2 separate regions of the Mus musculus genome follow, and region 2 is linked to region 1. A link is a loop called in an ENCODE intact Hi-C map of the cell type or tissue named here. Cell type or tissue: gastrocnemius. All regions are shown on one strand. Region 1 overlaps Xylt1 (xylosyltransferase 1). Region 2 holds the start of Rps15a (ribosomal protein S15A).

Evidence for each region. Peaks named below come from ENCODE experiments on the same cell type or tissue, not always from the same donor. Only the 100,000 strongest peaks of a DNase experiment are listed, where the experiment ranks them.
Region 2: it touches region 1 in a loop (3-fold over the local background); 3 of 42 quality-filtered maps call a loop at or near these places.

Annotation. Positions count from the first base shown.
Region 1 is chr7:117,398,889-117,403,888 of GRCm38, forward strand. All of the region lies in intron 1 of Xylt1 (xylosyltransferase 1), which reads left to right. Among named protein-coding and RNA genes, the nearest start is that of Xylt1, 20 kb to the left of the region's middle. In gastrocnemius, no CTCF peak of the experiment used is centred here; DNase peaks (open chromatin) are centred at 2,610, 2,938 and 3,159; H3K27ac peaks cover 921 bases.
Region 2 is chr7:118,113,766-118,118,765 of GRCm38, forward strand. It overlaps Rps15a (ribosomal protein S15A), which reads right to left and starts at 2,382. Exons shown (of 5, transcript NM_170669.2): 1 at 2,371-2,382; 2 at 1,344-1,481; 3 at 1,020-1,099. The coding sequence starts at 1,476. In gastrocnemius, no CTCF peak of the experiment used is centred here; DNase peaks (open chromatin) are centred at 2,447 and 3,014; H3K4me3 peaks cover 3,174 bases; H3K27ac peaks cover 2,445 bases.

The DNA.
Region 1 (5,000 bases):
ACATCACTCCTATATCAAAGAAGAAATCTCGTATACCTTCCTTTCAGATGACGTGCGGTGGCAATGGGAGCAGCTCACATCCCAGCTTGACAGGCTCCTGAGTAGCTAGGATGGTAAGCTGTGCCACCAGACCTAACTCTTCTGGGTATTTAGATTTGATAGTGGTGTTCTACGCACCCCAGCCTGGTACCATCATCTTGGGTTTGACTTTTGCATGAGTGGGAGCTTGCTATGCCAATATCCTGTCTTCCCATGATGGAGCAGGGCAAAGTGAACTGGATATACAGAGGCCAGGATCTCTGGAGCTAAACCTTGTTCTGCTTCTCTGGGTTTGGTTGCTGCCTGTTTGTTCCTGTAATAGATGGATGATCTCTTGGTTTCTCGGGCTCTGAACAGTCTTGACCCTCATGATTTGCTATGCCCTCTTCACATATGTCTGTCTTCCTGTACCCAACAGAGAGTGTTCCTAGGGTTCATGTCACCATGTGTTGTGGTTGATCCAAGGTCTTTGTATGAAAAAGGACTCCCTTTCCAGGTCTCCATCTGTCTGGGCATAAACTCAGAGACCCCAGCCTTTTATTAGGTTCCTGTGACCATCACAGTTGGCCTTGGACCTCTTAACACCATCAATGCATCCCAGTGCTGCGATAGTAACATGTAGTGCTCAGAAAAATGCTTTTATTTCCTTCAAAGATTTAATGAGGCAAGACCTATTCAGCCCTGCTTTTAGGGGCTCATGGTGTAGCTTCATGGTGGAACACTTACTTGCCCAGCATGTGTAATGCTTTGGGTTCCCTCCCCAATGCCATCAAAAGTGTGTGTGTGTGTGTGTGTGTGTCTAAGATCCAACATCCTTTATATCCTTTAGAGTCAACTCATGCTACATGGTCTCCTATCAGCTTCTTAAATATTCTGATTGCATTTTGAGACCCAGTTCTTAGAACCTGGTGTGTAGAACATTGATATTGATGCTGGGAGGTGATACTGATAACGATGAGCTATGTATATGACTCAGTTGGTAGAGTGCTTGCCTAGCATGAATGGAGCTCTGGGAAAGGCATACACTGGCATGGCAGCACATGCTTGGAATCCTAGTATCTGGACTGGCGGCAGGAGGATGAAAAGGTCAAACTCATTCTTGGCTACATTGTGAGTTTGAGGCCCGCCTGGGCTACATGAGATGTTTCATAGACAGACAGATGGATAGAACTATGCAGGGAGAGAGAAAGATGAGATGATAGTGTTAAGCTGGCCTCAAGCCATGTTAATGGTCTGACATCCTGTCATGTGAGTCTTGTCACAGCTGTTGTACAGTGAGTGTGTAGATGCAGAAAGTGATGCACAGAGAGGGGAACTAATCCAGCAGAGTCACACAGCTGGTTAGCAAAGGGTCTGCATCACCCCTCAGCCTGTTCAGGGACCCATGTTCTTCACACGCTCATCACGGATCCTGGCTTCTCTCCGTGGGCTTTGGGACTGGCTGGATATAAGGGAACCCGGAGACTGAATTCTTCCCTGTGCCCTTCGGGCTGTGATGGAGCATCTAACCTGCATAAGCCTCCTCAGCAGATTGTTTTCTTAGTCTCCACCATCAAAGAATAATCCCTGGGTTTCTGAAAACTGGACAAGGGAGGGGCTGAGGCTGTAGTCAGAGTTGTCACCCCATCTGAGACCCACACTTCACTGGGCATGCCAGTAGCCTGTGTGGTGGGATGGAAAGTCAGAGAGGCCTGGACTCAGTCTGGGGAGGACGAATTGTGCCTGAGTTCAGAAGAACTTCTGTGTGTGTGTGTGTGTGTGTGTGTGTGTGTGTAGTGAAAAAAAAGCATGCGTGTAATTTTTATACCATGCCACAATGTCTCTGTTCATCTCAGTTGGAGCACACAGTGCAATGGAGTGGGTAGTGGTAAACACAAGGTCTTTGAAATTGGGCTGCCTAAGTTCAAGTCCTGGGTCTGCCACTTATCACCTGTGTGACTGTAGAGACGTTATGCACGGGACCTCAGCTGCTTCATCCGGAAACTGGGTGCATGAGACCTATCTACTGCAGGGGGTTCTGTGGAGAGACAGAGTGAGTGGACGTTGTATTTTATTGAGCAACGTGCCCAGACATGTGTCACATATTATAAAGTGCTTATTATTATAGGTAGTGATGGTCCAGGGATAAGGGGGTGGGGAGGGGAGAACATATTTAGGGAATAGATTTTTTAAGTTCTAGAATAAGTTTTATGAGAGGCAGGCATTTCTTTTGCTCCAGAACTGTATTAAATCAAAGTTTCATCTTACTGGGGACGGGGCCTCTGGCTTCAGGAGAGAGGCCTCAGTGTCTCTGCAAGGCTGTGCACTGTGCTGAGAAGTTTTAAACCTGTCATGTTAATTCGTTGTCTCAGCCCCTGGCACCAAGTGCTTTCAAACGGTCTCACGTCAGAGTCTGTCCCTATTTTCCAAGGGTTGAGGACTAGCCTTTTTCTCCCTGGGATGAGGAAATGTTTCTGAAGACAGCCTTGCATTCTCCCACAGAAAAAAACTGATGGTCTTTGCCAAGTCTCAAGCATCAACGACTTCGAATTCAGCAGACGGACAGTGAGTCTGGGCAGCCCTCCCGACACCCACCTCTTCTGTTGAACTTGGTGTTTTCATGGCCCGTGTGGTTCTGTACTGAGGGACCCAACCCCAGCCTGGCATAAGGGTGGGAGTTCTGAGCCTTATTTCTCATTTGGGTTTCATGGAGTTAGACACTCTGCCCCAGAACTGAGTGAGTCAAGCGGGCTAGGACAGACCACGCCTAGGACATCTTCCCTGAGGACTTCTTAGTTGTCCCTGAACCCTGTGTTGAGCTGGGCAGGGGGAGGTGGGCTTCAGAAGTTGTAAAGAAGGCAGAACCCACACTAGGCCTCCTGGCAGATTGAACAGGGCTGTTGGGCAGAGTCCAGAAACCCTCTTGCTGACAGTGACAGTCTATGAGTTTGCAGAGAAGCAGGGCCGTGAATAATTAATTGATCCTGCTAACTGAGTTGTGAAAAGCATTTTTGGAGAGTCCTATCTGCATATTCTCTGGGGAAGGAGACAGGAGTTGGTAGGAACGAGGCTGCCTTCTCCAGCCCAGGGATATGGAATCTTCTCATGTCTGGTCTGGGGAACCAGGCTGTGGCCCCTGAGCTTGACAACTGTGTGGGTGACTTAGCTCTGGGAACAGTGTGGGCAGCTGGGCTCTGACTGGGTTGGGCTGTTGCCACAGAGGGTTGGTGAGTCTCCATCTTGGGTCTCAGATAGTGTAGTTTTGAGGGACCCTGAGTCTTTAGAGGAGAGACTTGAAGAGACTTCTGGGCCTTCTGTTTCTCTGCCTGAGCAGTGGTAGAAGCTGGAGGGGTTGTGGGTGTTTCTGGAAGCAGGTCTGACCTTCTGATTCACTGTGGTTGCTGAATGTGTCCGTCTGGGCTTCCTATGCCTCCTTTGTGTCTGAGCAGGCAATACTTGCTGCTCCGTAGGAATCAAGAGCCACAGTCGAACCCATGGTACAACGCCCAGCCCCTTGTGCTTGTGTGGGTTGGATCAATCTCTTGCCGCTGCCCCCCTTCCCGCCTCAGAGCTCAGCATGGGTAATGGGATCTCAGTGGCCCATCTTTGGAAAAATTGTTATGAAGCTTAACTAGGTGGCTATTGTTTAATCACCTTTGTGTCCCTGTGACTCTCCCTGACAAGCAAACTAAGGAGGAGAGATTCATTTTGTATCTTGGTTCCAGAGGGCTCTGTCAGTTACAGCGGGTGGGTCAGATCAGAGAGGCAGGAGCATGTGATGAAGGCTGTTCCCATCATGGAGGACAAGTATGCAGGGGTTGGGGGTAATGGTAGGAAGTAGCCAGGGATAATATGCCTGTATCCATGCCCAGAGCCTGCCCAGGAACCTACTTCCTCCAGTTGGCTCTACCTCTTGAAGGCTTTATAATCCAAAATAGTGGCACCAGTAGAGGACCAAGTGTCAAAATGTGAGTCAGGCAATGCGGATGTTGTAGACTCAAACTGTGATGTTTTTTTCCAAGTACAAACATAGACATATTTTCTTATCTAGAATACTGCTGGTGTCAGTATCTCATGAAGTTCTTGTCACAGCTCCATGAAGAAGATGGGCTGAGTAGGCAAGACACAGCAGAGGTGCCATAGTTGCTTGTCTAAACACAGAATCACTCCCTGTAACAGAAAGACCTGGGTCTTTCCATACAACGGTACTTAATGCTGCTGGAATTATTGGGACCTTGTGGCCCTACTGCCAAATGAGGTGTCGATAATGCTGCATCTCCCATTGGGCAATTGCCATTCATTCTTCTATTCAAAAAATGATTATCAAGTACATAGTGCCTATGGGGCATTGCTCAAAGAGGAGTATGAATATATATATATATATATATATATATATATATATATATATATATATATATATATATATCTTTGCAAGTAGACACACATTTGTATAAGCATTTTACAGCCCATGTGTGGAGGTCAGAGGACAACTTTGGGAGTCAGTTTTCACCTTCCATCATGTAGGCCCTGGGGACTGAACTAGGGTTATTTCTCTTAGTAACAAGTACCTTTACCCACTGAGCCCTCTTGTTGGCCTCAGTATGAAATCTTTTGGTGAACCAGAGGTCTCTTCCTTGTAGATGGGAGAGAACAAATCATAGACAAGAAACATTTTACTGGATCCACAAAAGCTCTACAGTAGGGCAGGTAGACACTCTGTTGGGGGAAGGGACAGAGACATTGTTTCCAGCTCAGCAAGCCAGAAGATCTCCAAAGCAACCCCTCAACTGCACCTTTACAGTGTGTAGGCTTAGTGGTGCATGACTCATTGTGCATAGCTGTGTTTCAATAAAACTTTATTGAATGTCCTGATGTGAGTGAGGGTTTTAGAAGGTAGTATGTGCTCCAGGAAAACAGAGAAAGGCCCTGAGAGGATACTGTTGCAGCAGATGATGCCCATAGGGAGTCAGGACATGCTGACA
Region 2 (5,000 bases), 710 kb after region 1:
CTCATTAGGCCCCACTTACAGCATTTCACTGCTTTCCAAATCCAAAGTCCCACAATCCTTTTTCCAAACAAAACCATGTTCAGGCCAATCACAGTAATATCCCAGTCTCTGGTACCAACTTCTAAATCAGTAGGTGTTACTTAAATTTTAACAAGTTCTGGATATTGCGAACAACTTTTTGAAAAAATTGTCAGAACAGCAATGACCTCACCAACTTAACTGTTCACCACATGACTAGAGCAGTTTTCACACTTCCTAATGCTGCAATCCTTTAACAAAATTGGTAGTAGCCCCAACAATAAAATTACTTCACTGCTACTTCATAACTGTACTTTTGCTGTAACGGAAGTATCTGATTCTGATGGCCTTAGCCCACGACCCCTCTCTGAAAGGGTCACACAAGTAGGACTAGAGGGCCTCAAACTCCTTACAGATCAGAAGGCTCTTCCGCACTATCACTAGCTTATTGACAATGCCCCAAACTGCTATTAAACCATGGAGTCAGAAAGTCTATTTGGCTATGCTGATGACAATTAAAACTGACGAGCAGCCTAGAACTCAGACAGCTACAACCTACACCAACAGACCATGAACTCTTAGCCACTTACTCAAGATTAACAATTTTATTAAAAGCCAGCACACCACTGGACAAGTGCATCGTGTAACTTTAATACAGCAGTTTGACAGAGTATAGATCAACCTCTCTATGTGTTGAGACTTCCATCTTGAAAATAAACAGGCCACACACACCACCAGTACAAGACTGAGTTATTCATACACTGAGCCATAGTTTAAGCTACTGAAATCAGCAGTTTCCCACTCCAGCGTTACCAGAGTTTAGCTCTATCCCACACAAAACTAACCAATAATTTGAACAAGTAACCAAAGACACCAAGTGAAATGTGGGTACTAAAACAGAAGCATAGCCTTAGCCAATTCCTTAAATCAGGGAAGTAGAGCAAGAATGACAACACTGTGAAGTGGCAGACAGCTGCAATTTGAGAAGCAAGATGTCTTACCTTGTTCAACCTTCCTGTGAGGTTCACAACAATCTTCCCAGCTCTGTGATCATCAATGATCTCAAATTCACCAATGTATCCTATAAAACAAGTGACCAGCGTCAAACCAGACATCAATTTGAGACCTAAACCTTTACGCCAACACTAACTTTTTGCCTATTAGATTTTTCTCTCATCTGAGTCTCTGCATCAGAATTCTGAAAGCTCCGTATCACATAAAAATTTTTGGGAGTTAGCATCAACACACCCATTCTTTTCTTGAACGGTTACTGTCTTTCCCTCCCAGATCCAGCACTGTCAAAAACCCAAGACACCAATACTCACCGTGCTTCATCATCACGGTTAAGAACCGAACGATGACTTTAGAACATGGCCTGATGAGGACCTGGCGTTTGCCTCTCTTCTCAGCGTTGTTGATGCTCTTGAGAGCATCCGCCAGAACATTCATTCGCACCATGGTGGCTGTGGAAAGAAAAGCCGGGGTTTGCATCAACACCCAATCATGCTGTCCTACCCCCATTAGCTTTTCCTAGGTCTAAGCAACATTCCCAAGAACCAGGAAAAATTCACTACAATTTCCCGACTGTTCAGCACTGTTCTTCAGAGTCTAGCCCTCCAAGACACTCCTATTCATACCACCCACCACACAAAATAGCTGGGGAGAGAATGACACAAGCCGAGCCTCACCACACAGAAGATAGCCTTCGAAATGGTGGGACCGACCAGCTAGCCAAACTGAAAGTGGGGGTGCGGGAACTGTCATTAGGAAAAAGTTCTGGCACCGTCTGCCAAGATTTTCAAAGCCAGCAGTGTGTCAAGAGGTTAACGCGACTTAACTCATTTACAGGTAACCATTTAACACACAGACACACACACACACCCCCTTTCGGGAGAAGAGGCAGTACGTGACAGGGAGCCCAGCCAGCCTACTGAACGGCCACAACCCATAGGCTACCTCCACGGCTCCTCAGGACGCTGCCAAGGCGTATTTTACGCGCCAAGAGTAAACCACGACGTGGTTCCCTAACTCGGCAGTGAGTGGCTGAGCCTAACTCCCCGCGCCAACCCTGGCCACGGCCGCGTGGGACACTCGGGACTCCAGAGCTCCCGCAGACACCGGAGGCTGCAGGGCCCACGCGGGCCACCGTCCCCGCCGGCCCGAGCCGAGCCCGGCCTGTTGCAGTGGGCCGGCTCCCGCAAAGGGCTACCCATAGCCCCCGACCCCGGCAGACGGAGACTACGGCCCCTGCAGGGATCTATAGGCCCACGGGACTCCGAAAGCGAACACGGGGTAAAGGGATGGCACAGATACCACACGGATGAACACGGAGTTTCACAAACACTCACTCACCGGCGAGGGAAGATGGCAGAAAGAGAGTGGGCCGGGCAAACGCACGGAATTATGGGAAGCGGAAGCGCTATCGCGAGACTTCATGGTCACACACTTAAAAAAAAAAAACCCAAAACCCTGTGATTTCTTATAGGACAACCAATGCGAGGGCGGGGCCTCCTCTGGGAGGGGCAGATGAAACTAGAAATGGTGGGCTGCTAGTCGCTCTGAAACTCGCGGCAGTCCTGCCTCAGCCTCTAGGGTTTTGGCATTAACGCCACTGCGGGTTCTTGCGTTTAGTTTTGTTTGCCACAATGAAACTCACTAGGTAGCTTCGGCTGGGCTGGAACTATGAAGACCAAGCTGACTTCTAGCCTCCACCTGCCTCTGCCTCCCAGTGCTGAGATTAAACATCACAGCACTTGGCTTTTGTTATTATTGTTTTGGTTGGTTTGGCTTGAATTTGGCTTTTGGAGACCAGTAGTGGCCCAATGCTGTCCCCGGAGTCATGAAAATCTTGACTAGTAACAGGGATTACTGCCATGGTCCGCTTCTCTCGCTCTCTCTCTCTTTTTTTTTTTTTTTTTTTTTTTTGTTTGTTTTTTTGTTTTTCGAGACAGGGTTTCTCTGTATAGCCCTGGCTGTCCTGGAACTCACTGTAGACCAGGCTGGCCTCGAACTCAAAAATCCGCTTGCCTCTGCCTCCTGAGTGCTGGGATTCAAGGCGTGTGCCACCATGCCCGGCTTAAGGTCCACTTTTCTTCCTCCTCCTCCTCTTATTATGCAGCCCTGTGATCTGTCTGCTTCACTTTTGTAACTGGGGTTACACTCCTCCTCCTCCTCCTCCTCCTCCTCCTCCTCCTCCTCCTCCTCCTCCTCCTCCTCCTCCTATTATGCAGCCCTGTGATCTGTCTGCCTCACTTCTGTAACTGGGGTTACACCTCAAGTGAATCTGTTGACTCCTAGCCTGGACCATTAAGCTTCAAGCCTACAGAGGTTCGGGAAGCTTCGTTCATTGCTGTTCACACTAAGTCTGGAGAAGCATCTGCCACATAGTAGGTCCTCGACATATAGTTGAAGAAAAAACTGAATGGACAAATCAGTTTCTCCATCTCTAAAACAGGGATGATAGAACCACTCAGAGGAGCTTTTGAGAGACCACACAAATGTGGCAGTGCTCAGCAGTGTTTGGCACAAGATTTATTTCCCCCAGAGGAACAAAGGACAGGGAATGAGAGACAAAGACAGGAGATAGAAGGTGAGGGAGAGGGGAACAAGGGAGAGGGAGGGAAAGGATGTAAGTCCTGGGAACAAAGAACTGCCTCTGCATAGAGAGGAGACAGGTGTGGCCCTTGAGCAAACGACAGTTTATGAGGGTAAAGGGGGAAAAAACCTCTTGTTAGGATGAAGTGTCTAACTCTGGTTAGACACGTTAATTAGGGTAGCTGCAAGGGGACTTTTGGTTGCTGGACCTCCATCCTTTGAAAGCTGGACCTTGGTAGTCAGCCTCAGAAGGAAGTGAGCAAATAAGTGACCAAATAAGAGAGCTTTAGGAATGTAACCTAATAGTTTTTAGAAAAGAGGAAGGGAGAAGAAAAAGGCCCGCCAGAACCATCTTTGTCATGCTCTGGCCGCCAGAGTCCCCTTCATCTTCTCTCACAACAGGGGAAGTCTTCATTCCCAGTCATAATTCACCCCACAAAAGGACCACAGGCTTTCCCAAGGTTTATAAGGATTTTGAGCACAGGTCTATTTCAGACTGACCTCAAACTCACATCCAGTCTCCCAATTTCCTTAACATGGACCCAATAGGAATGACTTCAGGAATTCAGATCAAAGCAGCAGTGGGGAGGGGTGGTAGTTAATGAATCTGAGATCCTAGTTAGTTCTGTGGGGATTTGGCTAGCTGATCCCAGTGTTGTGACCTTGGTGTGCCACAGAATCTAGATGGCCCCAGGCTGATGAGCTCCTAGAGGGGGTGTGTGTATGTGTGTGCACTTGTATAGAAATTGGGAAATTTGGGGTGGCTGGGCTGGAGGGAAGTGGAAAAAAAAGAACCCAGTAAAAACTGACTCACGTTTGTGATTTGTTAGAGGCAAATTAGAACTAATCAAAGATGAGCTGCTGGCATTTAACTACACCTTACAGACACTTAAAAACTAGGTTGGGTGAAGTGACACATGACTGTTTGAGGTGAAGGCAGAAGGGCCAGGAGTCCAAGGCCTACCCAGGCTTTCTGTGAGCCTGTCTAGAAGTACCAAAGGCCCAGACCTACAGGGCACAGATCCTAATGTCTGTCTCCATGTGAGCCTGAATGTGAGAGAACCTCAGGAGGGCACTCAGACACAGCTGACCTGAGCAATTACCACAATGAGAGAACAGAGTTTTCTTTTGTGATTTTAAACTTTTGAAGTCTTCCCATGAAGTCAGGGCTGGCCGCAAGAGATTACAAGTCAGCAATTTCAAAGCCATAGGATTTGTGACTTTACTTGAACTTGCAGAAAGGGAAGTATGCTTAAGGGTGGATGGAGCCTGTTCCCAATGAGACCGCAAGTTATGACACCCAAATTTTAAAAGGCAGACAAATGATTATCAACTACTGATGATTATCAACCACCTGCTTTGGGAGCTTAAGTACACGATCTTTTGAG